3 separate regions of the Mus musculus genome follow, and all the other regions are linked to region 3. The links are chromatin loops, found by intact Hi-C in ENCODE. Cell type or tissue: heart. All regions are shown on one strand. Each heading gives the region's core, and the rest is flanking DNA. Links, peaks and the distances in the headings are about the cores only.

The links. Hi-C counts contacts between places; a loop is a spot of excess contacts. Peaks named below come from ENCODE experiments on the same cell type or tissue, not always from the same donor. Only the 100,000 strongest peaks of a DNase experiment are listed, where the experiment ranks them.
Region 1: a loop joins it to region 3, with 2.6 times the contacts of the local background. A loop is called at or near these places in 2 of 42 quality-filtered maps.
Region 2: it touches region 3 in a loop (7-fold over the local background); 9 of 42 quality-filtered maps call a loop at or near these places.

Annotation. Positions count from the first base shown.
Region 1 is chr6:113,726,660-113,736,912 of GRCm38, reverse strand. It overlaps Sec13 (SEC13 homolog, nuclear pore and COPII coat complex component), which reads left to right. Exons shown (of 9, transcript NM_024206.4): 3 at 426-541; 4 at 1,705-1,856; 5 at 2,234-2,367; 6 at 6,006-6,139; 7 at 6,455-6,578; 8 at 7,171-7,317; 9 at 8,450-8,861. The coding sequence ends at 8,563. Among named protein-coding and RNA genes, the nearest start is that of Sec13, 8.9 kb to the left of the region's middle. In heart, for the core only: no CTCF peak of the experiment used is centred there; no DNase peak of the experiment used is centred there.
Region 2 is chr6:114,071,027-114,081,279 of GRCm38, reverse strand. No RefSeq gene overlaps it. Among named protein-coding and RNA genes, the nearest start is that of Gm36023, 18 kb to the left of the region's middle. In heart, for the core only: a CTCF peak has its summit at 4,462; no DNase peak of the experiment used is centred there; H3K27me3 peaks cover 2,446 bases.
Region 3 is chr6:113,633,465-113,643,717 of GRCm38, reverse strand. It overlaps Irak2 (interleukin-1 receptor-associated kinase 2), which reads right to left and starts at 5,251. Exons shown (of 13, transcript NM_172161.4): 1 at 5,077-5,251. The coding sequence starts at 5,170. In heart, for the core only: no CTCF peak of the experiment used is centred there; a DNase peak (open chromatin) is centred at 5,287; H3K4me3 peaks cover 901 bases; H3K27ac peaks cover 1,093 bases.

The DNA of each region.
Region 1 (10,253 bases), core at 1,128-9,127, 94 kb before region 3:
ACTATAGCTGTCTTCAGACACACCAGAAGAGGGTATCAGATCTCATTAGATGGGTATCAGATGGTTATGAGCCACCATGTGGTTGCTGGGAATTGAACTGAGGACCTCTGGAAGAGCAGTCAGTGCTCTTAACCACTGAGCTATCAGTCCAGCCCAAAAAGGGTTTTTAAATGGGCTTGCAAGCCTACTTACCAGGAGAGCGGGGCCTGACCCAGTGGGAAGGTGACCTTCCAGAAGAATCATTTTCCTTGAGTTGAGAGGTGACAAAGTGACGTTAGGGTCCATACCGCACATCCTTTGAGAGGTTGTGAATGCTTCAGGTGACAGCTGACTATCCCTGAAGCCTGATTCAGGTCTACACTAGGCCCTGGCTTGGGGGTTAGCCACGCGTCCTGCAGGCTTCCCTAGCTGTCCTCTCCTTGCAGCATGATGCACAGATGGACTACTACGGCACCCGCCTAGCAACCTGCTCCTCGGATAGGTCCGTCAAAATTTTCGATGTGCGGAATGGAGGGCAGATCCTCATCGCAGACCTCAGAGGGTAAGTGTAAACACACATGGAGAAGGCCACAGGGTAGCTGGATCCTCAGGCCTGGGAGGAAAGGGGAGAGTACAGATTCCCTGCAATCTCAGAGTACATTTAGCAGTGAGCCCTTAGCAGAGGTGCAGGTAAGGCCACAGATACATTCAAGTATGATCCCCAGTTCTATCACCAGGAGACCTGGGAAGTGAGGCACTTTGTCTCTTGAAGCCCTCCCCTGCTTAACCTCAGATGGGATAATCCTGACTCTATCCAGGGCCCATCCTCAGTATCTTTGATGTGGGCAACACTGCCATGTTCAGAAGCAATGAGCACTACAGTACCAACCTGCACACATTTATGCATTTCACCTAAAGACAATTTTGTGGAGTTTTCTCCTTCTACCTTTCCATGGCTTCCAGGGATTGAACTCTGGCAGACACAGCAAGGGCTTTACCCACTAGGCCATCTCGCTGGGCCCATAAGACAAACTTTACACATCCTCTTGTTCTGTTTGCCCATAGCAGATAGATGGCCAGGGATTATTTAAAAGATGTTTGCTTTTCTCTCACCCTCTAGCCCTTGGGGTCTTGGCTCATTTTCAAGGTCATATCTCTGTTTTCCTTCAGAGGTTTTGACATAGTATAGGTTCCTTACCTGGGTACCTGGGTCTGCTAAAATTCCGTGAATAGGGTGACAAGTTTGGCAAACTGGGACAGAGAAGACAATCACATTTATTTACATGACTCTGAGTTTACCATTTCCTTCTATTTTGGATGTAGGCTGGAAACTCCAGTAATGACTGTAGACCTGTCACTATGTCACCAAGAAAAGTTTTCATCTTACGTGTAGTTGTCTGAGAATATCGTTTGTGCTCATTATGACTTTGAAATTACATGTTTTTAGACCTGCTACTTGTTACTTGGTTTTGGCAAAGAGGCAATATAATGTTAAGTAAGTCATTTCAAGATGCAGAGTTCTCATTCTAAACCTAGTAGAACACAAACCAAATTTAAGTGTGGTGGCACATCTGGCAGGATCACAAGCTCAAGGCTAACCTGAGCTACAGTAGAAGGCCCTGCCTCAAAAAACAAAGACAATGGGAACATTGTGTTGTCTCTCCAGAGGGAACTGGTACTGTGTGTCCCCTGACCCTCTGAGCAGCCTGACTCCCTCCCTTACAGACATGAGGGGCCAGTATGGCAAGTGGCCTGGGCCCACCCCATGTATGGCAATATCCTGGCCTCCTGTTCCTATGACCGGAAAGTCATCATCTGGAAGGAGGAAAACGGCACTTGGGAGAAGACCCATGAGCACTCGGGACACGACTCCTCAGGTATGTAGAGTTGGCGAGTGCGTAGGAAGGTCTTATGGGTGGGAAAAGCCCCGGCTCTGCTCGCATCCCAGACCCTTCTCTTGTTGTTGTCCATCCTTTGGACATTTGTTGGCTTTTTCACTGGTCTATCCACAGCAGAGGTCAGTCCCCAAGACTGACCAGAGAAAGAAGTTTAGTAAGAACAGTGAGGCTTTCCAAGCTCAGCCTTGAATCTCAGGGTGCCTCTCCTCCTTGCTTTGTGAAGACAGACAAATGCTGTTAGGTGTTCATTTGTCCTCATTTGGCCAAATGTCAAAAGACTGCTGGCAGTTCCTGTGGTTTTTAGCGCAGTAGTAGATATAGGATGAAAACCTTCTCACTGTACCTCCTTTCCACAGTGAACTCTGTTTGCTGGGCCCCTCATGACTATGGCCTGATCCTGGCCTGTGGGAGTTCAGATGGGGCCATCTCACTGCTGACCTATACAGGGGAAGGCCAGTGGGAAGTGAAGAAGATTAACAATGCTCACACGGTGAGTCCAGCCCCTGCCTTTTGCATGAAAGAGAGAGCAATTGCTGTATTAAAGTCTTCTGTGCTCCTAGGAAGAGAGTGGGTGTCCTGGCTGAGCAGTGGCTAGGAAGGGTTATAGGTTAGACTTGCTGGAGCCACCTTCTCAGCCCAAAGCAGAGGTGGCACTGGTTTCTACAACTAAGACCCAGGTTGGGGACAGAAGCATAGGGGTACTTTGACCAGCCACCTGGCTACAGAAGCCTGAGGCTGACAAGCACTGTGGGTCCCCAGAACTCAGTGAGTTTTAAAGACTGGCCTAGATATCTAGTTCCTGTGCTTTCTGGTCCTTGGACCTTAGGTATGAAATAGGCCAGAAAGCATGGTGTAAAGTGGAGACTCACGTTTCTTGAGCCCCTAACTGGGTATCCTGTAATTCTATAAAATACGCACACATGAAAGAACAAATGGATGGGCATGGTGGCAGACTCCTTTAATTTCAACACTTGAGAGGCAGAGGCAATTATTAGTAAATGTTGCTATGAATGTTTATGGGTTTATGTTTATGTTTCTAATCTCCTACCCTTAGGAATGTATCTTCCTATGAAACAGTTGGGCCATCTGACAATTTCATGTTTGCCTTTTTGCATTTTCTATTAGTATATATTCATTGTGTAAAATTACAAGTTTGGACATTAAAAATACATGCATATCCTACAGTTCGATCATATTCACCTGTTACCCTCTCTTGTATTCTCCTCCTCCTCCAGATAATCTACTTCCTCTTCCCAAATAGTCTCTTGTCAATATTACCATGTCTTGGTTTTTTTATGCCTATATTCTGTATATAAGAGAAAATATGATAGTTGTCTGAGTCAGGCTTGTTTCACTTAACATGGTGATCTCCCAGTCCATCTATTATCCTGAAGATGAAATACTTTCATTCTCCCGAGGCAGAACAGAAACTCCACTGTATGTCTAGGCTGTTTTCTTTGATGGTGTACACAGGGCTTCAGATCGTAGCTGCTTTGAATTGTGGTAAAGGTGTATGGGTGAATTATTCCCGTGCCGTGCTGATAAGAGTCCTTTGGGTATACATCCAGGATCTGTAGAGCAGGATCCTGTAGAGTTCTTTTCTGTAGTGGCTGCACTAACTTACAACCTCACCACCCTCAGCATTGCTGCCAGCCCTCTGTAAGCATCTTTCTCCCACCTCATCCACCCTGGATGGAGTTTGCAGCTGTTTTCTTGATGGCCTCTTTGCATGTGTTTTTAATTTCTTGAGTAACTGGACATTGTTTCGTGTATTGTTGACATTTTTCCAGTTGATTTTAGTTAGGGTGTGTATACACATAATGAGTACAGTGCCTTTGGAGGCCTCAGTCATTGGTTTCCCTGGAACAGAGTTGTGTTGTTTGGTTGCAGGATCTCGATGTTGTAAAGCTCCCTCTTCGTACTGCTTTTGCTATCTTTCCACTTAATGTACTACTTAGGTTTCGTATGCTTTTGGTATGTTTCCATTTACATTTATTTGATTTAAGACATTTTCTCAAGCTGGGCAATTGCATCTCACACCTTTAATTGCAGCATTTGGGGAGCAGAGGCAAGCAGATCTCCAAGTTTGAGGCCAGCCTGGTCCATAGAACTAGTTCTAAGACAGTCAGAACTACACAAAGAAACTATGTCTCAAAAGCAAACAAACCAACCCAAAAAACACGTTTTATTTCCCACTTAATTTCTTTAGTAATTTATTGTTCAAAACTATAATACACACACATATGTTATTTTTCTCCTTGCTGTGGCAAAATCTCTGGTAAAAGCAACTCTAGAAAGGAAAGGCTTATTTTGACAGAAGCCTGTCAACTGGTGAGACAGGTGTCACATGGCATCGGTAGCAGTCAGGAAGGAGAGGGGGAAGTTTTGGGGGCTAGTGTTCAGCTTATTTTCTCCTTTTGATGCAGCCCAGGATCAAGCCTTTGGAATGGTGCCGCTTCAGTTGAGTGTTCTGGAAATGTCCTCGTAGACATCCCTAGTTGTTTGTGTCCAAGATGATTCTAAATCAAGTCGATAGTGAGGATTAGCCATCTCGGTCTCCGGGTGTAATTTCTGCAGTTTCTCTTGCTGTTGATTTCCAGACTTGGTCCATTTTTTATCAGAAATATGACATTATTTCAGACTTTTGAATTTGCTACCATTATGTATCTGAGGCCCTCTCTTTTCTTATCAATTGATCATGTGACCTTGGTATCGTACTATTATTGCCTGGTTTCAATTCTGTTTGCCTGATTTCTTAACCTTTCATATTTAATGACTGTGTCTGGTGCTAAGGTGAGTTATATCAAGCATACTGTTGGTTCTTGTTCAAAGTTAGTCCATCTGTGTATGTGTAGAGTATGCACGCATACATGGTCATACCCATAGAGGCAGATCAATGTCTGATGCCTGTCACTGTGCACCATATATGTTGAGACAGTCTCCCACTGAGACCAAAGCTCACTAATCTGGATAGACTATCTGGCCAGTGAGCTTCAGGGAGTCCTCCTCTCTCTGCCCTACTAGTGCAGAACTGGGCAAGTGCACATTACTATGCCTGGTTGGTTTTTCTGCTGTTTCTCAAAGGGTTTCTCTGTGTAGCCCTGGAACTCGATTTGTAGACCAGGATGGCCTCAATTCAGAGATCCACCTGCCTCTGCCTCCTGAGTGTGGGGATTGAAGGCTTATGCCACCACGCCAGGCTCATGCCTGTTTTTTTAGTGTGTGTTCTAGGGGTCCAAATTCAGGTTTAACAAGTCCTGAGCCATCTTCCCAGGCCTAGTCTGTGTCTTTTTTTTTTTTTTTTGAGACAGGGTTTCTCTGTATAGCCCTGGCTGTACTGGCACTCACTTTGTAGACCAGGCTGGCCTCAAACTCAGAAATCCTCCTGCCTCTGCCTCCCAAGTGCTGGGATTAAAAGGCGTGTGCCACCACTGCCTGGCGTTTAAGCCCTCCTTAATGTGCCTTTTCTAGCTTATCTTTGTAGCTTGATGACTCGCTGTATTAATGTTTCTTTGCTGTTCCTCATTTGCATGTCCATTGTTTCTAATGGTATGTGCTCTGAGAGTAGTCTTTCTTCCTCCCTCTGGTACAGGACTCTCCACCATTCACAAAGTGCTAGCTTTGAGGCCAAGTCCCCTTGGATTATACTCATTTCTCTCTTGATTCTGCACTGTAGTCCTGTCATTTTCTGTCAGGACTTGAAACATACCACTTTATGCCTTTCTGATCCCTAGGATTTTTACTGAGTAGTCTGTTGGTATAATATTTGCCTTTAAGGCTAACCCCTACTTGGTGTGTATGTACTTGTTAGTACAGGTATATGCAGGTGAATGTATAGGCCCAAGGTCGATATCAGATGTCTTGCATTGTTGCTCTTCACATTTGAGACAGGATCTCTTACTGAATCTTAAGTGCACATGGATTTGGCTAGGTTTGTTGGCAGGTCAACAATCTTGCTGTCCCATGTCCCCTTATCCTGCCTCCCATGCTGGTTTTAATTGCTCATCACATTATCTGTGTGCTGTAACCCAAGTCCTGACAACTAGAGGGAAATCACCATGAGTGCATGGAAACATTTATTTTATTGCTATGCAAGAACATAGCATCACCACAGGTTCCCTTCTGCAGATTGGCTGTAATGCTGTCAGTTGGGCCCCAGCAGTTGTGCCTGGAAGCCTTATAGACCAACCATCAGGGCAGAAACCCAATTACATCAAGAAGTTTGCATCAGGTGGCTGTGACAACCTCATCAAGCTATGGAGGTCAGTGAGTTGTGTGGACATCTCTTCTGCTGCCTGTCATTGCTCAGCTACCGTGTACAAAAAGCAAGATCACCTTTCTCCCTGCCAGTAAAGTCTGTCAAGACTTCCTTTTTAAAACAAACACCTTGCTCCTTTTCTAAGCACTTTAGTATTCCCCAAACTTTGGAGCTATGGATGAAAGGGCATTTCCTGGAGACCTTAGGGGCAGGAATTCTACTCATTGGTCTCATTGAAGAAAACATGAAAGGTTACCCCTTTACCCAAGGTGGAAATGACCAGCCAGCCACTGTGTTCCTGCTCTGATTTCCTCTGCAGGGAAGAGGAGGATGGCCAGTGGAAGGAGGAGCAGAAGCTAGAGGCACACAGCGACTGGGTCCGAGATGTTGCCTGGGCCCCCTCCATTGGCTTGCCCACCAGCACCATTGCCAGCTGCTCTCAGGTCAGGCCCATCCCCTATTTTCACACTAGAGTTCGTTCCTTCCTTCCAGTCTGCCCAGAGGGAAAGGTGGGTAGTAGGCACCTTTAGACTTGGACAGAGAACAGAAGGATCCTATAGGGCCAGCGTACAGTGAGATGAGTCCAATGTGGCTTGAGAATAGTGTCAAGCTTAGTCCCTCCTGACCCTCATGTAGGAGGAATGGAGGCACCTTGGGTCCATGTACTAGTCATCCTTCCCTTATTTCCTGTCATCACTGGGATGAGAAATAAGAGGCAGGGATTTCAGGTCCATTAGTGTTTTTATTGGACATTCTTGTTTGCTCATTTGTAAGATGATTGTCCCTGTTCACATGAGACACACTAGTCAGCCAGGAAGAAAAACAGTCTGTTTATAGCAGTTCTCTGAATTCATCCCTGAAACCACAGAATCCAGGCCCCAGCCTATTTGTGAGATGTGTTCAGGGCGAAAGGATCAGAAGCAGGACATTGGAACAGACTCTTTAGTGTGGCTTTCCTCCTTCTCTACTGGTACAGATAACCCCCCCTGGGGAGAATGCTTGTACCCCCATCTCCTGATGTGTTTCTTTCCCTAGGATGGTCGAGTGTTTATTTGGACCTGTGACGATGCCTCAGGCAATATGTGGTCACCTAAACTCCTACACAAGTTCAATGATGTTGTGTGGCACGTGAGCTGGTCCATCACAGCCAACATCCTGGCTGTGTCAGGTGGAGACAATAAGGTATACCTCATTGGGGGACGTGGGCGGTGAGGGGTGCAGCATATGGGCCCTAGTGGCTCCATCATAGAGGGAGATCTGAACTATAGCTTGGGTGCTCCAACCCTCTTGAGGGCTGACACACAACAGGACTTGCATAGCTGCAGTGTAGCCTGACCTCTGCAAGGAGAGCCTGGGGCTCTTTCCTAAGCATCAGGATAGTTCACAGAACTTTTACCACCTCCTACTTCTGACACGAGCCAAGTAACCACTGGAAAGACCAACAAAGGGCAGAAAAGGAGACTAGGGAATACCTCTGTATTTTCTGGAACTGGTAAAATAGACTTTAAGTGCTGTGTGACACTGTGCGGCTGATCTTCAGAATTCTTCAGCTTGTAAGACAAACTCAGCGCTTCCTTCACTACCCACTCTACATTATGTCCCTTTGTGGCTAGCTTATCTCATTTAGCATAATGGCTTTCCTTTTTAAAGCTAGCCATCTTTAGACAACATTGTTCATTGCTAAAAGACAAGTACAAACATTTCTTAACCCTCTACACGTAGCCTTTTCTGTTCTGCAGTTCCAGAACAGACTTGCAGGCCCCATCTCAAAGGATAGCCATCCTCCTTTATTTCTTTGTACCAGAGTCAGGACCTGATATTAATTGGCATCCCTGAAGCATTTTACAGTCTGCCTTCTCAGGCCATTTCTCACCCTATATATGCAATAAGGATTCTGCTTCTGTAGCAAGTTCAGGTGAGCTACACAAGGCATATGCCCTTCTGAGGAGCCACAGGGCAGTGTTGTTAGAGAACAACTACTCAGTTTCTTTCCAGGAATAGGCCTTTTCAGCTGTTTGCTCTACAATGGTCCCTCATATAATAGTGTCCTGTCTAACTTGTGCCGGCAACACTTGGTGGGTGACACAGATGACCCAACCTGGCCTGCTCTCTGCCACATACTTCCTCTCTCAGTGTCACTCTAGTTAGAGGGTGTTCCTATGGAACAAGGATTAGTCCTTCCCCTGCATTTTGAGAAGTGTAGCAGGTAGCGGGAGTCAAATGCTTTTTCCCTTGGCCTGTGTTTACACTGAGGATGTGGCTGAAGAGCAGCAGAACAGGCACAGGCCTGTGACTTTTGTGTGCTAACTTGCAGGTGACCCTGTGGAAAGAGTCGGTGGACGGACAGTGGGTGTGCATCAGTGACGTCAACAAGGGCCAGGGTTCTGTGTCAGCCTCCATCACAGAGGGCCAACAGAACGAGCAGTGACAGCACAGGCAGCCTGGCCTTCCTGTTACCTATTCTGGAACAACCTCCAAACAACTGGGAAGAAGAGTCCCAGTGCTACCAAGATTCCACACCCGAGTGCCCACACATGCAACACTGGGTGTTCACCTGCCTTACTGGGATCCCATGTGTTTAGTAATTTAACGTCCAGCTGAAAGTATTCATGTAAGGAACAAATGACTATTATTTTTAAATATTTTTGGCCATTTTTAACTATCTTTTGGTTAAAAGCTATCCAAGCTAATAAAATCATATTGCATAGAAACTTTACTGTCATCCCACACAGTGAGTGCATCTACCTAAATTGTGCTACTGCAAACATCTGTAGCCATGTTCCAGGCCCCATCCAATATGAAATCAGGAGCTCCACCTGCAAGGGGGAAATAGTCCCTCCTCTGGGTATCCCTACTCCATGGGATGGGATTGATGACAATGAGATGCTAACACATGCATACAGGTGACCAACCAGATGCCAGGCAAGGAATGTTAGCCCAGCCCTGGGCATTCTAACACAATGCTATTGGAAGCTGATGCTAACTGACTTTGAGCCATGTACCTCCTCCCAGCAGAGGTCTTGGAACCCTCACCTGAACTAGCAGTCACTAAAGCAGCTACCACCTACTGAAGCCTGCTGTTTAAGTATTTGGCAGAAGAGATAGAGGACTTACCTATTTGGTAAGGAGAAAGCGAGGATTAGTTCTAGCCTACTTCACCCCAAACTTGGTCTTAATCTGCTACAGAACCAGAGAGAGGGGTACTGTTATTTCTCATCCACAACATAAGTATATATACTCACACCAAACCTTCAGGTAGATACCAATGTCACCTCAGGAGAACCCCAAATGCCCCGTTGTGCTCCATTTATCTCTTACTTTTCATAAACTAGACTTCTTGTTTTGCTGTAACATGTTAAAAGCTGAACTGAAATGAGATGCCAGGACCTTCCCAAGGTCTCCCAAGTCACTCCACAGAACCCAGGCCCTCCAGAAATTACATGAAAACCACAACTTCCTTTCTTCCATGATATGCATGAGAAAAAGAAGGCTGGAAGGACCTTTCTTCTGCTGCTCAGCTCAGAATGCACGAAAGTTTGTCAACCTAAGGACAAGCCTGGCTTCCTATGCTACTTGCTGTTTTCAACAGTGATATGATGCATCACACAGCAATAAGGGACTCTGAGGACCAGATGAGGTGGTATGGTAAATGAAATTATGACCTTAAGAGCTCAGGACTGGAAGGGTAGTTCCATCTCTGGAGTCCACACACCCAGGAGAGTAGTCAGTGGAACAACATACTACTACTACACTGGGGAGAGTTCTAAGAAAGATGATAGGCATGGTGGGCATACTTGTAATGCCAGCACTTGGGAGGCAGAGGCAGGAGGACTGCCACAAATTCAAGACCCGCCTTGTCTACAGTAATGATTTCTAGGGCAGACAGAGCTACATATTGCTATCCTGTCTCAAGCACCTGCAGTTAACTTTAAAATTTCCTTTTCTTGTCTTGAGACAGGGTCTATGTAGTTCTGGCTATCCTGGAGCTAAATAAACATGTAGACAAGGATGGCCTTGAACTTATTAGCCTTCCTCTGCCTAGTGAGTGCTGGGATTAAAGATATGTACCATCACATCCACTTTAGGTTTGTTCTTGAAGCCAAACTGCCTTGACAAAA
Region 2 (10,253 bases), core at 708-8,707, 440 kb before region 3:
TCTGTGGGGTGTGGACCTATAGTCCTTGTGCTGTGCCCAGGGGATGCAGTATAATAGTACCATTTTCATTTGGGGGAGGAGCCTCGCTTCTGAATTCCACGCTGTTGGCACCAGTTCACACCCCACCAGCAATGAGCAGGGCCCTTTTCTCCACATCCTCTCCAGTGTTCGTGGTTCTCTGAGTGACAGCCACTCTGAGTGGGAGAGAAGGGATCCCACTATGGTTTTCACTGCACTCCCTTGGCAGCTACAGCGCCTCGATCCTTTGGTACACTTATTGGCTCTTTGTTCCTCACCTTTGAGAGCTGTCTACTCTTTTCAATAATTCATTTGTTGGGCTGGATCATTCTTGGTATTTGGTCTTTTGAGTTCTTTATGTACTAGGATACTAATCCCTTTGGGTGCACAGCTAGCAAAGAGTCTTCTACTCTGCAGGCTCTGCCATCACTCAGTGCTTTGCTGTACTGTGGTTTTCCTTTGTCTTTGGTTTCATGCAATCCTACAGTCAATTCTGGCTCTTGTTCCCTGACCTCTTAAGGTCTTCAGAAGGTCCTTGCCTCTGCGTACATTTTACAGTGTCTTTTCCACGCTGCCCTGGAGTAGTTTCAGAGTTCCAGGTCTCACATTCAGGCCTTTGATTCATTTGGATTGATTTTTGTACAGGGTAAGAGGCTGGGATCTAGTTTCCTCCTTTTGCCCACGAATGCCCACTTTTCCCAGCACTGTTGGTTGAAGAGGCTGTCAATGAACGTTTTAGGCAGCATTGACTAAAGTCATGTCTGAAGCTCACTCCTCAGCTTTCCCTGGTTCTCCTAAAACCAGGGGCTTGCAAGTAGGCTTGCAAGATAGGACGAGCCAGGGGACGTTTTAGGAGCAGAGAGAAAGCTGTGGCACCCTTGTTTGTATAAAGTTTTATTTGACCAGGACCACACCCCCTCAACTACATACTGTCAGTCACTCTGCAATTGTAGGAAACTGTTCACTCTTCAGGCCTGTACAGAAACCACTCAACCAGGCCCAATGATAAGGAGGCTCTACTCTCAGCAGGGGGCATGGCTCATGCCACCAAACACAGGTACTGCCTGCTCTCTGGAGGTCCAAGACCCCTGGATTGTCCCAGGGAACTCCTCTAGAACTCCTGCAGCTCCTCCCACTCCAAGTTCTTCTGACCAGTTGTTGGAGCCTTTATGAGTCTTTGGCAAAATAATTCTTAAATCTTCAAATCTGGGAAGGAGACATTATCGAGAGCAACCGGCGACCTTTCTGGTGACTCTCAATGTCTCTCCACTTCGTTTTTAGCTTCTGTTACCCCAAGGACAGCAAGCGCCTAATTATTTCTTAACTAATCGTGTCTCCAGGGTTCTGAGGAAATCTAGCCGCTTGTCCTCCATTACGGCTTCCAAATTAGTTTCTCTGTAGTTGGGTGTGCTTTCTTTGTCTTTCTGTCTCAGTTTGGCCAAAAATAGTCTCTCAAAAGGAGAGCTAAATTCTCTGAGATTTTGTTCACTTCAATTAACTTTTCTTAGGAGTCTGACTGTGTTAATGAGGTCTTTGCTCCTCAGGATAAGGGTCCTAGATTGCTCGGCTGATTTTTTTTTTTTTTTTAATGTCAAGTCACCTTTTGTCCCCATCAGTATGGGGGAGGGGCAGATATAGAAGGTAACAGATCTGGTGACCACAGACTCTATGACTTATAAAACAAGGCCCTAGACATGTTTAGCCTCCATGAAAGCTGGTGTGTGTGTGTGTGTGTGTGTGTGTGTGTGTGTGTGTGTGTGCACATGCGCACGCAAATATGTGTGTGCTAGTCCACATGTCTGTATATATGTAGAGGACAGATATCAATCTTGGGTTGTTCACCAGGAATACTGCCCACCTCATTTTTTGACAGAGAATCTCCCACTGGCCTGGAACTTGCTACTTAGGCAAGGCTGGTGCCCAGCTGGGCCCAGGGGTTGCCTATCTCTACTTCCCTGCTCCTGTCTTTACATGGGCGCTGAGGATTGACCTCAGGCCCCGGCTTTACTGACTGAGCCATCCCCTCAGCCAAGTGCTGATATTTTAATGATAATGGGAGTGTATTCCCTCTTCTCCACTTCTGGGTTTACAGAAAAGTCAGCTGTGGTCAGAACTGGTTTTGATTGTCAAGTCCAGTGACGGAGCGCTCAGCCCTCCCTGCCCCTACCCCCCTTACAGCATGGTTCAGAGGCTGCTGGCCCGAGTGCTGTCTGCAGTTTTGCAAATGTGTGCACATGCCTTAGGGTATTCCGCTGCCTTCTGGAGCCTTGCAAGACATGAGCCTATTTCACAGATGAGAAAACTGAAACCCAGAGAGATTTAGCCACAGGCACAGACAGGGTCACAGAGCTGAGCAGGGGCAGGGGCACCACAAACACAACATCTCATGTCTTAAAGGAAGTTGTCTGTGACCCCAGTGAATGGCAGGCAGGCATGGCCCAGGCTGAGCCAGGTGTCTGATTACATAGGCCTCACTGGACAGGAGCCCAGGAGCTAGGCATGGTCATCTGGCCTCCTCCAGGGACTGAGGAAAAACAGGGGACTCCACACTGAGAAGCAAGGATTTAAGCTCCCTTTAAATCTTGGCTATGTCACTTTCCAGCTGGTTGGTGCAGGAGGAGTCCTTGTCACCTCATGCTTCAAGTTACAGAAATGATGGCCACCCACAGGCAGTGCTGAGGGTCCTAGGTCAGGTGTTCCATGAGCACCAGTTCCCTCCTCTCCCCTTCCATCTCCCTCCTTCATTTTCCTCCTCCCCCTCCTTTCCTTCTCTCTTCTCCCTGTCCTCTCTCCCTCCTCCCTCTCTTGCTCTCTTCTTTCCACTTGCCCCTCTGGCCTCTTGGCTTGGTCCACCTGCCCACAATTCGTCCAATCAAGCATCAATGCACAAAGCACTTTTAGATCCACTTACAAGGACTTTCAATGAGATGGAGCTTTAGAAATCTGGGAGTCATCCTGAGGGTGAATATATTGGACTCTTACTTCATCATGACATGGGCTAAGATGTTGACTTATGAAGAAAGACGTGGTCCATGGTTGGCCCATGGTTATGGGGGCCTCAGTCTGTGCCAGGCACCTCTATGGCATTCAGGCCTCATTTGAGGGCTCCAGGTGGCAATGATGGGAGTGTTCTATACAGGAAGTTAAATAGTTCACATCCTGCTTGGGAAGTAAAAGAAGTGGGGGAACCAGTGTCCCTCAGGCCCCTCCACAGGCACATGCTCAGAGATCTGTTTCCCTCCTAGCCCCACCTGTTAAGAGTCCCACCTCCTTCCAGTAGCCCCCAGACTGGGAACCAGGCCTTTAACACACAGGAGGGCAGGGCAGATCCAAACCACAGCAATGGGAGCCAGAGGATAGCAGAGGTTTACCGATGAGAGAGTCAAGGGGGCTGGAGGGATGGCTCAGTGGTTAGATGCACTTGCTGCTCTTGCAGAGGACCTGGGTTCAATATCAGAACAAGTTTGGTGACTCACACCCAACTGTAACTCTGAGTCCAGGGGATTCCTTGTAAACTGTGACTACGTGGGGGAAATCTGACTCTCCTCTCTCGGGGCTCTTTCAGAGGCCTTCTGAAGACAGGGCATATCTGTGACAGAGCAGCTAGGGAACTGGACCCCAGGGACTCCTGTCTTCCTGGGACCCAAATGCAGATCCTAACTCTGACCCACGACCAAGGATCAACCTTTCTGCATCTCAGAAATGCCATCTGTGAGGTGGGGTTCCTTGGTCATGGGTCTGTGTGAAGATTTTGTCTTAATCGCAGTCACATGGCCTGGTGATAGTAATAACTACGTTTAAGACATAGGTTATGAAAACATCCAGGAATATACATGTGCAAACTAAAATGTGTATGATGTCATTAGGTGTGATACAATGTCACAGAGGCGCTGACACATGGGTGGTCCCCTATATAGAAACATTGTTATGTAAGACATGGCCATGTTTATCATATTTTTATGATTAGCTATTACTGTGGAATATAAATGACATACATCATATCTGAATATATACATATATATGAATAAGCCAGGCATACCTTTAATCCCAGCATGTGGAAAGCTGACACAGGATTGTAAGTTTAAGGCCAGCCCAGGCTGTTTATCTGTCTCAAGAACAAAAACAAAACAACAAAAGATAGAGACTTTAACAAGTTGTACATTATACAACATTCCAGAACATACAGTAACCATAAGAATAACACCTTAAAATATGGCCAGGCACACCATACCTAATGCAAACGCCACTGCCTCCAGGAGTGGAAGGACCAGGCTGAATGCCTGCCTTTCTTCTGTAGAATGGCTCTGGGCTATTGGAGTGGTGAACTGGGGTAAAAACATGCTTTGGGGAGAGAATGGTTGGTAACCCTAGGTCATCAGAGTCTTCAGTGTGTAGCTGCACTCTCAGGCCAGGCACAGGGTGGCAGCCACACTGCAGGCTGCTGTTATGATCCAGGACAGCACTGGGTGGCAGGCTTGTCCTGGTTTTAAGGACACCAAGTCCCTGCAGTGTGGAGGAGGCACTGCTGGCTAAGTGCCTCTATTTTCCCACAACCTCCGCTGTCCCGGAGTGACCCCAGTCAGCCTGGAATGCAGATTTGCCACCCACCCTTGTCTCAGCCCTGGGAGCCCACTAGAGTCAGGGTGCCCACGGCTTTCCAGAATGCTCTGTGCAATAGGCAGATGCACTTTATCCCTTGGGGTCCTGTCACATCTGTTCTTCCCCTGACCAGACACTAACCACACAGTAGACCTGCACCTTAGTGCAGGACATCTTCATTCATTCCTTACATCAGCCCTGATGAACCTATCCAAGCAGCAGGACCAAGGCAGCCACCTGCCTCATAAATTCTGGTGGGGGTCATTGAAGATTGCCCTTCCTGGCTGGCTCTGCCCAGTCTGTCAGGGCCCCTCCCCAGCCCTGGAAACTAAGCATTTTCTTCTAGTCCTTCCCCAAGGTCAGCCTAGGACCATTTCCCGGACTCCCCTCTCCCTCTAAGGACACTGATGTAGGTCTCTCTCAATAGACACCCCATGCTGCCTGACCTCCAAGTCGAGCCTGCCTAGCGTACTCTGTCACCATAGATCATGTCTTCCAAGGTTCCTGCTCTCTGCAGTGATCTGAGTCTGAGCTGTCAGCGGATAACCATCCCCACAGGCCTGAACACAGACCCCCCCCCCGCCCCCAGCCCAGATCCCATCATTGTATGGCCTTGAACAGGGTAATTTCCTTCCAGGTGAGTCATTCTGACATAGAAAAGTGGCCAGTAGCCACTTCCCTACAGTGGTCAGCAGGATAGGAGCCAAAGTTCCCAGCTAGGTAACATGCTTCTGCCATAACAAGGAACATTCATTCATTCACTGTATATTGAGCATGCTCTATGAACCTAGCTCTAAAGACACAATGGTTGGCAAAGTCCAAGGCTGGACCAGCCTTTCTGAGAGAGCCATTTGAAATAATGTACAGCCAGCATGTCAGAATACTGGCAGTCACTGGACCCACAGTCTCAAAATTCCATGAGTGACCTAGTGTTGGGATTAGTGGTGACTCTATATCTGGTCACCAGAGATGCCGCATCTTGATTTCAGCAGGATCCAGGCCTCTGAGGAGGGGTGGAGTTACACATCTAGAATGGGGACCTTCACATTGTGGGGAAAGAAATCCAGAAGCCGAGACCATTCCCAAGAAGTTCATAGACAGAGCGCTTTCCCAAACTTTAACCTCAGGCCCTGCACAGCAGGACAGCATAGATCCCACCCTGGGTCTCCAGAGAGAGCAGGGATGGTGGCATGGTGACAGAAGTGGAAATTACCAGTGCTGGTGCCTCCAATCCCACCCCCTTGCCATGTTTTGACTCCAAGAGAAACTCAGTTTTAGCCAGGGAAGCTGGTTAAAGAGGAGGGCAGGATTCAGGGACACCATGACTTCTGCCTTATTGGAACAAAGTTTCAAATTGTTCCCACTGCACCTGCTTGGGGAAACTGTGTCAGAGCCCTTCCGGACCTGTCAGTGTTAGCCACCCACAACTTCTCAGAGATAGGCACTGAGTGGCTCAGGGTGGGAGGGGGAACTGTCCTAGTTTTGTAATTGGCTCCCATGGCGCTGCTCAACGGTTATTAAAATACGGACACAAAACCTCCCAGAGAAATCGCTCTGGGCCTCTATTTATCATGTGCTTTGTAAGACGGACAAGTGGGGGCCAGTCCATGGAAGGTCAGCGACCCGATGCTTCAAGGTCAGATAATTAACTTTCTCAGGATTTGCAAAGGGAACACGGATGACGACTTAGGGTCTCCTCACTTGACAGAGCCCACTGCACAGCTCTGGCCTCAGCACATGCTGTTCTCACCCGAGTCCTTTCTGAGGTGACTGTCCTCCCATCCCCAAAGCCTGCAGAGAGCAGGCAGGAGGTCAGCAAACTCAAGAGATGATACACTAAGTTCTCTTCCTGCCTGTGCTGTGTATTTTTCTAGGTCAGTGATTCGTGCAGCTGTTAGGCCAGCAGTGACAGTCTGCCCTAGGAACATTCTAGAAATGCCCATTTTCAGGTCCCTTCCCCAGAGAAACTGGACGTGCAACCCAGACATGCATGTGTTTGCACCTACTCCATGGCCAAGTCTGATGTCCATGATAGCCATACTCTGTAGAAGACAGCAGTAGAGAGCAAGGACTGGGGTGCCACTCCAACAGGGCTTCTGTCACCAAGGGGCTCCCTTTAGGAGCTGGGGAGCTCTAGGTGACCACTGTTGCAGATCTCAGGACAGCAGTCACAGCCAGTGTGACAGCACTCAGGTAGGTGAGGAGAAGGAGATGGAAAAGGGGCAGGATGAGGTGAGGTCAGGGCCAGAGGGTGAACTAACTCACTCAGCAAACATTTGCCAAGCTCCTGTTATATGACTTGAGTGTTTGTCATGTCTTGGAAGGTCACACAGTCATGCTGTTTGGAGGGGAAGCCTCTGGAAGATTAATGGGTCCTGGGGGCTCTGCCCTCGTGGAGTACTAACAGGCTTGTGGGCCATTCAGGAATGGCTTTCTTAAGAGAGTGAGCCCTGTCAGGCACTCTTGCTTCCTCACCAAGCAGTGCTCTGTCACCTATGGACCTTGCAGAAGGCTCCTGTCCTTTGCAGCCCCATTACCTGGGACCCCATCTTCCAAAACTACCAGGTAAAGGGATGGGATTGTTTGTTTTGTTTTGTTTTAATAAATGATCCAATCTCAGGTACTCTGCTCTATTATGTTTTAGAATTAAATCTAATTTATATCTACATGTATGTGTGTGTGCTTGCACATGTGTGTGGAACTGCCCTCTAAGGCCAAAAGACAATGTAAGATTCTCTGGTTGCAAGCTATCTAAAGTGGATGCTGATAAATTCAAGTTCTGTGCAAGAACAACACATGCTCTTAACCACTGATCCATCTCTCCAGCCCAGATTCTGTTCTGGACTCTGGGAACATGGGCAACAGAGTCCCTGCTCTTAGGAAGGGTGTGGGTTTGCAGGATAAAAGGATGAAGGAGCCTTGGGCTGTTGAAGGCAGTGAAGGTGGTCAGATAGAGAGGAGCTAACTCAGAGGAAATGGAAGGGATGACACACAGGGCTGGAGGTGCACATTGGGTGTGGGGGAAGTGGGAGGGGCCAGTACACTCTTGGTGTGGAGGAAGTGGGGTCACAGAGCCGCTCTACTTCTCCAGGTCAGATGAGGTCCCCATGTTCACCACCACCTCCAGGGGCAGCTCAGGGGCCGCTCAGGCTTGTACGTATGACAGGAAGATCCTAGACATTCATCAAAACCAAACTACATCTGGGCTGTGGAAGTGCAGCTGCAGACATTATTGGGCCAGGTATTGGGAAAGGAGGTGACATATGACACGGCAGTTGAGCATGAACCCTTGGGGTACGAGAGTCACGGGACGATCCTCATCCTTAGGACAACCAGGTCTGCATTTACCTGCTTCATAGCTTAGGGAAGTTCTGGCTCCCAAACACAGCCACCTCCCCTGAAGGGAGTGGAGTGGCCGCTCTTTTATGAATGTCCCTGCCAACCCCATTTTAAAACTCAGTTGCCACAGGAACAGGATCAAGAGGTGGGGTAGCATCGCTAAGAAGTGACGGCCCTGACGGAGGGTTCTGCTCTGTGACTAAATTGTCACTGTAACTGCAGTGGTGACTTCCTGCCTCAATGCTTTACACCCTCACTTGCCTTTCTCGCCAGGCTCCTGGGCTTCAGCCTCCAAAACCCTGAGCCAGATAAACCTTCACTGTTTATAAATTACCCTGTCTAGGCTGTTCTGTTACAACCAAAGTAAACTGAGACTTTGTCCATAGTAGGAAACATTTGTGGGGTCTAGCCTCTGGAACAAGCTGGCTGAGCTCTGGTAGAAGCTTAGGTGAGCAGTGGGAAGCTGGGAATTTGGAATGGCTCACAAGCAGCCGTAGATGGAGTGACTGGATACATTCTTTCCAGCCTCACTTCAACAAGCCTTGATTTTTTTCTTCCCTGTACAATGGGTGGGAGAGTGTCCCATGTCTGAAGACAGGCGTAAAGATTAGGTGGGGTTTTTGTGCCTGTGCATATGGAACATCGAGGTCCAGCGTCACCCTCAGTCCCTTCCCATTTTTTATTTTGAGACAAGCTCGGCCATTGAACTAGGAGTTTACTGATGGGCTGGGATTGCTGGCCAGCGAGCCCTAGGAATCCTCCTCTCACCCCTTTCCCAGATCTGAAATTACATATATGTGCCACCACAGATGACTTTTTACATGAAGCCAGAGATTCAAACTCAGGGTCCCATGCTTGCCCAGCAAGCACTTCACCAACTGAGCCATCCTGCCAGCCCCTGGAATAGGTAGTTCTTAGCATAGCATCTGGAAGAAGCTGAGCCATCACTGAAAGTTGCTGCTGTTACGGTTGTCACCATCGTCATCGATACTTGTGCGTAGGGAATAATGTCTCAGAACTACCTGAGGGACATCCTGAGTGCTGATGCCCGTGTGGTCACCCACAGGGCCCTTTGATGTGACCCTCAGGAAGGAGAGAAGCAGGAGGGAACAGCAAGACACCAGCCACAACCCTCCCAAGAGTGGCAGAGCTTTGGAGAATACTGGTTAGGGCAGAATGGAGATGAGTTACAGTCATCCTGTTCCCAGACATCTTCCTAGATTTTTTTTTATGAAGGCTCCTTGCACTAACTTTTGGGAGCACAAATCCTGATTGTGCCTGTCCCTCTCTCGGAGTAAAAGCCCCAGATGCTGAAGCCGGGAATGGTCCACTCTTATACTTTCAGGTTTGGTCTCGAGGTATACAGCAGGTGCTTTAATGAAAAAAAATAAGTGACTGTAAAAAAGAAAGGAATACCTACATGAGTAAATCTATCCATTGGTTGCTCCAAGAAGAAAGAAGCTGGGCTTGGAGTCGAGGTTCCCTAGACCCTAGAAGCCTCTTGGCAGCATCCAAACGGCTCTTTCCATTTGGACACAAGGTGGCGCCACCACCACCATAAAGCCCTACAGACAAGGCCATCACCCTTGGTAGATGGATCAGTGAAAGTAGCCCTCGGTCTGGGCAGCAGCTGCCTGAAAAGGAAAAGGGAGGCTTCACTGTCCTCTCCACTCCTCCTTCTTCAGTAGATAATCACTGGGAAAGCTTACCCAAACAAGACCCATCTTCTCTCTCCATTTGGGGGCCATCCTCTTTCCTTCTGAAGCATCCCAAACTTACAGAGGGACGCCCCTGTCTCATTACCCTTCTTATCTCATGAGTGGTTTGGGTGTTGTTGTTGTTGTTGTTGTTGTTGTTGTTTTAAGATTTACTTTCTATTTATGTTTGTGTTTCTGTGTGTGCACACCACAAGTGTGGATTCCGGCAGAAGCCAAAGACAGCATCAGATTCTTTGGAGCTAGAGTTACAGGCAGCTGTGAGATACCAGACACCGGTGCTGAGGACTGAACTCAAGTCCTCTGCAGAAACAGCAAGTGCTCTTAACCACGGAGCCATCATGCCAGCCTTAGTATGTGTTTCTTACAAACACGGGAAGCTCAGTGGACAGTGTAAGCTCCCCTGATGGGATGTGATTATCCACTCCTCAGAGTCTGCCTGTTTCAGCAGCTTCCCCGTGATGCCCTCAGGGCCAGGCATCCTATCCTGGTCCACGAAGTGCACTTCACTCTCATATCTCACAGGGTGGTGCAGTTTGGTGCAGTCCACATGTTCCCAGGACAGAGGCAAATCTCCAGCCC
Region 3 (10,253 bases), core at 1,494-9,493:
AGCCTGGTCTACAAAGTGAGTTCCAGGATAGCCAGGGCTATACAGAGAAACCCTGTCTCGAAAAAAACCAAAAACCAAACAAAACAAAATCAAACAAAACAAAACAAAAAGAACCCCATTGTACACAGACTCAGACAGATACTACAAGTCTTTGCCCCAGGAGCAAATGAGCGCAGAGAAACAAAGGCAGAAGTCTACCTGCTGATCCAAAGGAAGATTCATAGCTGTGGCTGTGGGCTTTTACAATCACTTTAGACGCTTTAGATCTTTCCATACTCCCACATGATCTCTGCCAGGATTCCAGCACAAGATCACCTTCTTTAGACTAGCTCAACAGCCAAGACTTTGGAGAGCAGGGACTATCACCCGCCTTCTCCCTCCTTTGGGGCACCGAAAACCAGAGTCCTGAGACCAGCTGGCAACTGCATATGGAGGGGCTAGGCTTGGGCTCAGGGCAGCCTCTGGACTGAGAAAACTGCAGCCACCTAAGGGTGACTCACAGGCAAAGAGCAGGAGCCCAAAGGAGGCCAGGGAGGATGAGGTAGGTGTGTATGTTTGTGTGTATGTGTGACGAGAGAGAGAGAGAGAGAGAGAGAGAGAGAGAGAGAGAGAGAGAGAGAGAGAGAGAGCAAAACAGAAACAGAGAGAGCAGGCAGGCCTACTAAGGAATTTCCTTGATTTCCTCAACCATCGTGAAGCCTCAGTGGACTCTGGGTAATTCTGCCATGTCCAGGGCTTGCAAACTCAGTGCAGTTCTCAGCAAAGGATATATAAATGGCCAATAAGCAGGAGCCCGAAAGCCTGTCTTACTGCCAAGCTTTAACAAGATAAATAGTAGCCGTCCTTCGGGCATGGGAACCAGGACAGCCCCTCTGGAAAACACGTGGCACCGTGTCCTATAAGAGTGCAGTGCGCACTGTACTCCTCAGCACGCCTAGGTTCACTCCCAAGGGAAATGAAAGCATGTGTCCACACTGACACTTTGACACAAATGTCCTGCAGAGTTTTCATGACTGCCCAAGAACGAGAGGAGCCCAAATGTCCCTCAGTGGAGACATGGAGAAGCAAAAGATTGGACATCCATACACTGGAGTATTACTTGAATATAAAAAAGAAACTGGCCGGGCGTGGTGGCGCACGCCTTTAATCCCAGCACTCGGGAGGCAGAGGCAGGCGGATTTCTGAGTTCGAGGCCAGCCCGGTCTACAAAGTGAGTTCCAGGACAGCCAGGGCTATACAGAGAAACCCTGTCTCAAAAAACCAAAAAAAAAAAAAAAAGAAAAAAAAAAAAGAAAGAAACTGGAAAGCTAGGCAGTGATGGTGCATGCCTTTAATCCCAGCCCATAGGAGGCAGAGGCAGGTGGACCTTTGAGTTCGAGACCAGCCTGGTCTATAGAGGGAGTTCCAGGACAGCCAGAACTACACAGAGAAACCCTGTCTCGAAAACCCAAAAGTTAGAGAGAGACAGAGAGACAGAGACAGAGAGACAGACAGAGACAGAGAGGCAGAGATACTAGAACAAGGAGCACAGCCCTGCATGTGAGAGACCCTGGGTTCTGTTTTCATCACTGGAAAAGGAGGGAGGAGAGTAAATGAGAGAAACTGAAGGGGTGGAAGAGAGACATGAGGGAGGGGACGGAAGGAAGGAAGGGGATACAGAACTCACATTGACTACAACGTGGATGACCCTTTAAGACTTGCTAAATGCTGAAGCCATTCGCAAAGGACAGTGCACGCAGGATGGTCCCACTCACATAAAATGCTACAACAGAAAACACCTAGAGCGGAGGGGGCAGGGGCGGCGGGATGTATGGTGTGCACGTGAGTGTGTGTGAGCACTCACAGAGGTGCTCCTTAAATGTGTGGATTATGTGATGGTTGATAATGGGTTTGTTTGTTTATCATTTGATTGCTTGCTGCTTACTTGGTTTTTGGCTTTTTGAGACAGACCCTCAAAAGTAGCCCAGGCCGGAGTGGAATTCCATCCTGATCTTCCTACCTCTACTTCCTACATTCGGGAATTACACATCTGTGTAATAGGCTTTCTTACCCACCAACCCCTGCCTCCCTCCCTTCCCTCCGCCCTCCTTCCTTCCCTCCTTCTCTTTGTTATGTCATTCCAGTAGCTGAGCCCAGGCCCATAGGCACAGTAAGCACACACTCTACCACTGAGCCACACTTCAGCCAGAGTTCCCTGGGCAATCCAGTGGTAATAGACATCTTCATGGGCACCCTGAGACTAGGACAGAGCCTGCAAGGAGGGGATAGGAAGGCTGAGGGCACAAAGGAGAGTCACCTCCCTTCATCTCGGATGTTCCCGTCCCAGCCCTCGAGCTCCCTGGTAGTGATAAAGAGTGAAAATACATTCAAGAGATAAGAGCTCAATGCCAGGTATGTATAATCATAGCTTTGGAGAAGCTGAGGCAGGAGGATCACCAGTTTGAGCTATACAATAGAAAGCTGGGATTAAAAAAAAATTATCAAGGCAAAATACCTAGGATATATTTTAAGAGAGAAGAGGCAGGCTGTCTGTCGTGCATGACTGGTGTACAGAAATCACAAGATGGCTTAAATACGACATAAGTGTCTACACTTAAGGCAGTTGGGAAAGAGACCAGGAGGTGCAGTCCTGAGCACGGTGGGGCTGCATGGTCAGAAGCTAGCAAGCAAACATGAACAGCAACGGCCGTTACAACTGGCTCATGGAAGCCAAGAACATTCATCCCCGTGGAGAACTGGGCCTCATCTTTCTGCTCCTGATGTCTACAGTACTTTTCTTTGCACATCAACTCCTTTTCTTCCTGGGTAAAGAGGCTCCCTGACCTCCCCCCCCCCCCCCCCCGCTGAGCCTTGGGGGCTGCTGTGCTCTGTGCTTTGTGCTGAGGGGCTGTCCTGTTGGGTGTTCAGCCTCTGCATCTATCAAGGTGTGACAACTAGAGATGTCTCTGGACATTGGCAACTGCCACTGACAGAAAAAAAAAAAATCCCAGAATGAGAACCATAACCTTAAAATACTTATTTTTCCTTTCTTGTTTTCTTTTCATTCACAGGGCTGGGGGTGGAACCCAGGAACACACGCTAATTGAGTGCTTTGCCGCTGAGGAACATCCGATTCCTCGCATGCATAATATATATCCAAACTGGCAGGACAACACAAGACATGTCCACTTTATGTATCAAGTATAGCTGTGTAATAGATACTCATTGTAGTAAGTGCGCCTGGGTAGGGTCACGGGGCAACTGTGTGGAGTGGGCTCTCCCCTTCTAGCTTTACAAGGGTTCCAGGGATAAAACACGGGTCCACGGGCTTGATATTCAGTGCCTCCACCCATTGAGCAATCTTGCCAGCCTCCAGTATCGTAAACATCTTAATTAAACAATATATTACTGAAGTCAGGCATGGTGACACATAATCCCAGCAACTCGAGAGAGGTCACTAGGAAGACCAGAAATTCAAGGTCATTCTTAGCTAGGTAATGAGTTCTAGGCCAGCCTGGACTACATGAGATCCTGTATTACAACAACAACAACAATGGAACACACACACACATAATTTCATTTAAGAAGTTATATAGCTCACTGGCAAAATGCTTGCCTGACAGGCACAAGGCCTTGGACTCAATTCCAAGCACGACAAAAATATAATCAAGTAAAATTCATAAACACACACACATAAATCATTGCCAGGCAGTGGTGGCGCACACCTTTAATCCCAGCTCTTGGGAAGCCGAGGCAGGTGGATCTCTGAGTTTGAGGCCAGCCTGGTCTACAGAGGGAGTAGGACAGCTAGGGCTACACAAAGAAACCCTGTCTTGAAAAAACAAAAGGAGATTAAGTGGCAACAGTTACACTGCCTTTACCCACTGTTCCTATGTGCGTTTGACCTACAGGAATAAGGTAGCGGGGCTATTCCACACTTAGTGTATAGTGCTTTCCTGGGTTCCATCTCCAGCACCACATAAGCTGAGCCTGCAATCCCAGTATTCCAAAATGGAAGTGAGAGGGTCAGAAGTTCCAGGGCATCCAAGGCTAGCCTGAGCTACATGAGCCCCTTATTCCTTCCCACCCCACCCCCTACCCCACAAATACAAGAGATTCAAATTTATAATCCCACACTTAGGAGGCTGAGACAGGACAATGACAAATTCCAAGGCAACATGGGCTACATTAAAAAACACAACAACAAACAAACAAACAAACGAAAAACAGGTCTCAAAAGTCCAAGAACGTCACCTGGACTATGGCTCAGTGGTAGTGTGACTTTTCTAACAGGCACGAGGCCCTAGGATCAAAGTTCCCTCACTGCAGAAAAATAAATGACTAGCCAGGAATGGTGGACTACACCTTTAACTCAGTATTCCAGCAGGAGAGGCAGGTAGAGCTCTGTTAGTTCCAGGCCAGCCTGATCTACAAAGCAAGTACCAGGGCTACACTGGGTGACCCTGTCTCAAAATAATAAGAATGGAAAATATGCCACAGAATGACGACACTAAGGTAGGGAAGGTACATTCTTTGACACTATTTTATTTTATTTTATTTTATTTATTTATTTATTTTGGTCTTTTGAGACAGGGTTTCTCTGTTTAGCCCTGGCTGTCCTGGAACTCACTCTGTAGACCAGGCTGGCCTCGAACTCAGAAATCCACCTGTCTCTGCTTCCCAAGTGCTGGGATTAAAGTCGTGCGCCACCACTGCCCGGTTGACACTATTTTATTTTTACAACTGTATAAAGAATCTACCCTTGTCAGCTGCAGTTTATAGATTAAGGCAAGTTTCAGGGAAGTTAGGAGGGTGGCCCCAGATACCACAGGCTGCAAGGTAGATCACAGCCCTGGTAACAGCTCTACAAGCATACAGACAGCCAAAACTCGCCAAGAAGCTACATAGTGAGCAGACCACCCTAGGCTATAAGCAACTTCATAGGCAGCTCCAGCTCGTTCTGCAAAGTAAAGCAAAGCAGCAGCGTTCTACACAGGAATCCCCGGCCTCAGGTAACACGGGGCGGGGTGGGGGTGGGGGGGCGTGGATCTGTCTGTCTATCTCGGGTCCTGGCTCAGAGTAAGTAGTGTCACTCACCGAACTGCATCCAGTCCCACTCACTGAGCGTGTCGATATTGCGGCACAGGTCGTCCAGCACCCAGGACGGCAGCTGGTAGATGTAGCAAGCCATGGCGAGACTGCCTGGCGACTGAGCCTGTGGCGGAGGGCCGCGACTTCCCTAGTAAAGGGCGGCGCTGCCCGCGGCCCCACTGGGTAAGCGAGCAAGCTCCCCCGAGCGGCCAAGCGCGGTGTCACGCTCCACCCAAGCTATGGCCGAGAGCGGGCAAGCGAGCGCCTCCCAGTGGCATTCAGTAGCACATGCCACCCGACCCCTGGACCAGTGTCAGGAGTAGACCAAGGGCCTGGGAAAGGCATCCTACAATCCAGAGTTCCAAAGCACTCCCTGAGGCTGGCTAACTTGACCTCCACAGCCTCCTAAAATGCGCTCATATAACAGGTACTGGAGAGACTTAAGCGGAGAAAACCAAGAGATTTTGCCTTCAGTGTGGACAGAAGGAACGAATCAAACCTTGTGCTGAACAATTTAAAAGTGATCTGGGTAGGTGACACACCTGTAACCTCAGCTCTTAGGCTGGAGGACAGTCACAAGTTCGAAGCCAGTCTGGTTGCACACACACTGAGTTCCAAGGCAGGCCAAAGGGACTACAAAGTGAGACTTTTTTAAATTAAAAAGTAAACTCGCGCCGGGCGTGGTGGCGCACGCCTTTAATCCCAACACTCGGAAGGCAGAGGCAGGCGGATTTCTGAGTTCGAGGCCAGCCTGGTCTACAAAGTGAGTTCTAGGACAGCCAGGGCTACATAGACAAACCCTGTCTCGAAAAATCAAAAAAAAAAAAAAAAAAAAGTAAACTCGCAGTTGGTGGTGAACATATTTAATCCTAGCATTCAGGAGGCAGAGGCAGTAGGATCTCTGAGTTGGTGGCCAGCCTGGTCTACAGAATGAGTTCCAGAACAGCCAGGGCTACACAGAGAAACCTATCTCGGAAAAAAAAAAAAAACAATAATAAAAGGCAATAACAAATAGTTTTCATGTCAATAAAAAAATTCATATTTCGGGCTGGAGAGATGGCTCAGCATTTAAGAGCACTGTGCTTCCAGAAGTCCTGAGTTCAAATCCCAGCAACCACATGGCTCACAACCATCTGTAATGAGATCTGATGCCCTCTTCTGGGGTGTCTGAAGACAGCTACAGTGTACTTGTATATAATAAATAAATAAATCTTTTTTTTAAAAAAAGTTCCTATTTGAGGAGGTGGGGTGGAGAAGTGGTTCAGTGGTTGAGAGCCCTTACTACTTTTGGAAAAGCAGTTCCTAACACCAACGTGGCAGCTCACAAGAATCCCTATCTCTAGTTCCAAGGGATCCGATACCTTCTGACGTCCTTGGGGACCAGGCATGCACATGGTGTATAGACATACATGCAGTCAAAACACTTGTACACACAAAGTAAAATAAATTTAAAAACTTAAAGAAGTTCATTTTAGCCCTCGGTGGCTGTCTTGAAAAACAAAACAAAAACAAAAGGCTCATTTTAAATTTATTTTCTGTGTAGCTCTGGGTGTGGACCAGGTTGACCTTGAACTCACAGAGATCCACTTGTCTCTGCCTCCCGATTGCCGAGATGAAAGGCGTGTGCCACCATTCCAATCACTGTTTTGAACTTTATTTCTCTGCCAGGTCGGGGATCAAGCCCAGGTCCTTCGCCAGCTAGGCAAGTGTTCTATTGTTCTGCTTATCTTCCTAAGTTCCTGAAACTAGGTTTTGTGGAGTAAAATCCAGTCCACCGAACATCTGGATGGATCTTACCCTCCAGGAAGATAAATGTTGCTGCACCCTCTCCGGTCTGTCAAGTGTGACAGCCTTGGATCCTCCTCACAGCCTGCTCAGCACAAGGCTTGCTTACGTTCCCAATTCAAGTAAAAGTTTATGGACTGGGATACATGTGGCTTTGGTTCACAGGACCCACAGTTCACCAGGGTTTAAAAAAGCAAAACAAGTCAGGCAGTGGTGTCACACACCTGTAATCCCCAGCCCTCGGGAGGCAGAGGTAGGTGGATCTCTGAGTGAGGTCAGCCTGGTTTACAGAGGGAGTTCCAGGAGAGCCAGGACTATACAGAGAAACCCTGTCTACTGGGCAATGTCTGTTTAAAGTTGAAAAGAATAAAAATTGAGATTGACAGACATGTACTCCAGGCCTGGCATGATTGGAATGCACCTACAGTCCCAGGTACCTGGAAGGCTGAGACAGGAGGATTGAAGGTTTGAAAGCATCGAGGAAACTTGGCAAGATCCTGTCTCAAGATGAAGCCAAGTAGGGCTAAGACTGAAGCCCATATGTCAAGTTAGCATTTGTCTAGCATGACCAAGACCTTGGGCTCAAACCCCAGGAACCACCCAACACACACACACACACACACACACACGAAAATTCTGCATAACTTCTCTCTCTCTCTCTCTTTTTTTTTTTTTTTTTTTTTTTTTTTTTTTTTTGGTTTTTCAAGACAGGGTTTCTCTGTGTAGCCCTGGCTGTCCTGGAACTCACCCTGTAGACCAGGCTGGCCTCGAACTCAGAAATCCGCCTGCCTCTGCCTCCCGAGTGCTGGGATTAAAGGCGTGTGCCACCACGCCCAGCATAACTTCTCTTTTAACATCCACTATCTGTAGTGGGCCAAGTAGTTCAGCAGAGAAAGGTGCTCACCACCAGTCCTGACAAGCTGCTGCCAATCCTTGGGACCTACATGGTGGAAGGAGAGAACTCCCAAAAGTTGTTTGACTCTACATGTCCTGTGACATTCACAAATGTGTGTGTGAACAAACACACACACACACTCACACACAAATAAGTAAATGTAACGAAAACAATTTTAAAACCACCTTCAAGAACCAGGGAGATAGCCCAGCAGGTAAAGGTGATTACTGCTGTCTTAGGGTTTTACTGCAGTGAAGAGACACCATGACCAAGGCAACTCTTACAAGGACAACATTTAATTGGGGCTGGCTTACAGGTTCAGAGGTTCAGTCCATTATCATCAAGGCGGGAACATGGCAGCATCCAGGCAGACATGGTGCAGGAGGAACTTGAGAGTTCTATATCCTCATCTTGAACTGCTAGCAGAATACTGGCTTCCAGGCAGCTAGGAGGAGGGTCTTAAAGCCCACACCCACAGTGACACACCTACTCCAATCGGGCCACACCTTCTAATAGTGCCACTCCCTGGGCCGAGCACATACACACCATCACAGTTGCCATAACTGATGTCTAGCAGTCCATGTCCAGGACCCACATGATAGAAGAAAACCAGCTCCCAAAAGTTGTCCTCTGACCTTATGTACACCCTGGCCCAGGCATGCATGCCCCACCCCACCCCCACAAACACATACATGCAGAAATAAATAAATGTAACTTTATCTGTTTGTTTATTTATTGAGACAGTCTTATTGTGTAGCTCTGGCTAGCCTGGAACTATGTAGACTAAGCTGGTCTCGAAGTTACAGAGGTGAAAGGCATGTGCCACCATGCTTAAGTAAGTCAATGTGATTTCTAAAGGTTTTATTTATTTTATGCATACTGATGTTTTGCCTGCACGTGTGTCTATGCACTTATTACTTGCATGTCTGGTACCCATATGAGAGCACTGGAGTCCCTGCAGCTGCAGTCTCAGGCAGTTGTGAGCTGCTGTGTGAGTGCCGGACTCAAATCTCAGTCATCTGCAAGGCCACAGGGCCACCTCTCTGACCTCCAAATAAATGGAGTTTTTGAAGATGTCAGCCACTTTCTAGCTGGACGCCCACTATCAGCTACTGACTCCAGGACCAAGGCCAGAGAATCACCTGAATCCAGGAGTCCAAGGCCAAAGGATCCACAAGCATGTCCTTTGAGTTATTTCTGGGTTCTAATGGAGCGCGCATTGAGCTCAAACACTCGGGTGACTAAGATAGGAAAATCACAAGTTCCAGGCCAGCCTGGGCTCCAAAACAGATTCGGAGTTAACAAGTTAAAAGCCAGCACCCTGTTACAACTAAAGAATGTCAGCCGGGCGTGGTGGCACACGCCTTTAATCCCAGCACTTGGGAGGCAGAGGCAGGAGGATTTCTGAGGCCAGCCTGGTCTACAAAGTGAGTTCCAGGACAGCCAGGGCTACACAGAGAAACCCTGTCTTGGGGGAAAAAAAAGAATGTCATCCCCTTGTAGGTGAGCTGCTGATGAGGTGTATCCCTTGTCTAGCAAACACTCCCACAATTACCATAAGTGGTCCCCATGGCTTTCCTGGGCCTGAGTTATCCACCTAGTCTGGTATTAGTAACAATTTGTGGGGGCAGCTCCCAGGCCTGCTTTAACTTTTTCTACGTAGAAGTTACCCCACCCACTTCTACCCAGGCACCTATAAGTTCTAATTGATTTGGCTTACAGTACCACCAGGAGAAGTCAGGGCAGGAACCCGGAGGCGGGAACTGAAGCAGAAGTCATGGAGTGTTGCTTATTGGTTGTGCTCAGCCTGCTATACTACAGTACCTCCCAGGGACCGGCAGCCGCTGGCACTGTTCACAGTGGCCCTGGTCCTCTCATGTGAATCATAAACAAACAAACAAACAAACAAAGTCCGAAGACCAATCCTATCGAGGTACTTTTCTTTTTCCATCAATCAAAATGTCCTTTCCAGATGAGCTTACTTACCTTTGTGTCAAGTTGACATTAAAACTAGCCAGTGCCAGGCGTGGTGGCGCACGCCTTTAATCCCAGCACACTCGGGAGGCAGAGGCAAGCGGATTTCTGAGTTCGAGGCCAGCCTGTTCTACAAAGTGAGTTCCAGGACAGCCAAGGCTACACAGAGAAACCCTGTCTCAAAAAAACCAAAAACAAAAAAACAAATCAAAAAACAAAACAAAACAAAAAAACAAAAAACTAGCCAGCATATCTCCCAAATGAACCATCAGCTGTGCGTGGTGAGGACAGAGGCAGGGTGGTAGTTGAGGCCAGGAGTTTCAGGGGCAATCCCGTTGTTTCGGACGGGCCAGGGACCAGCAGCAGTGTGGTGCTGGGGATCGAACCTAGGGCCTCTGATGTGACAAGTCACACAGTGCTCCCCCACTGAGACACATTCCTGTCCCTCCAGTGCACTGATCCCAAACCCAGTGTTGTCTGCCTGGGTGGGCAGTGTTAACTACTTGTTCTAGTTGTTTCATAGGTTAAA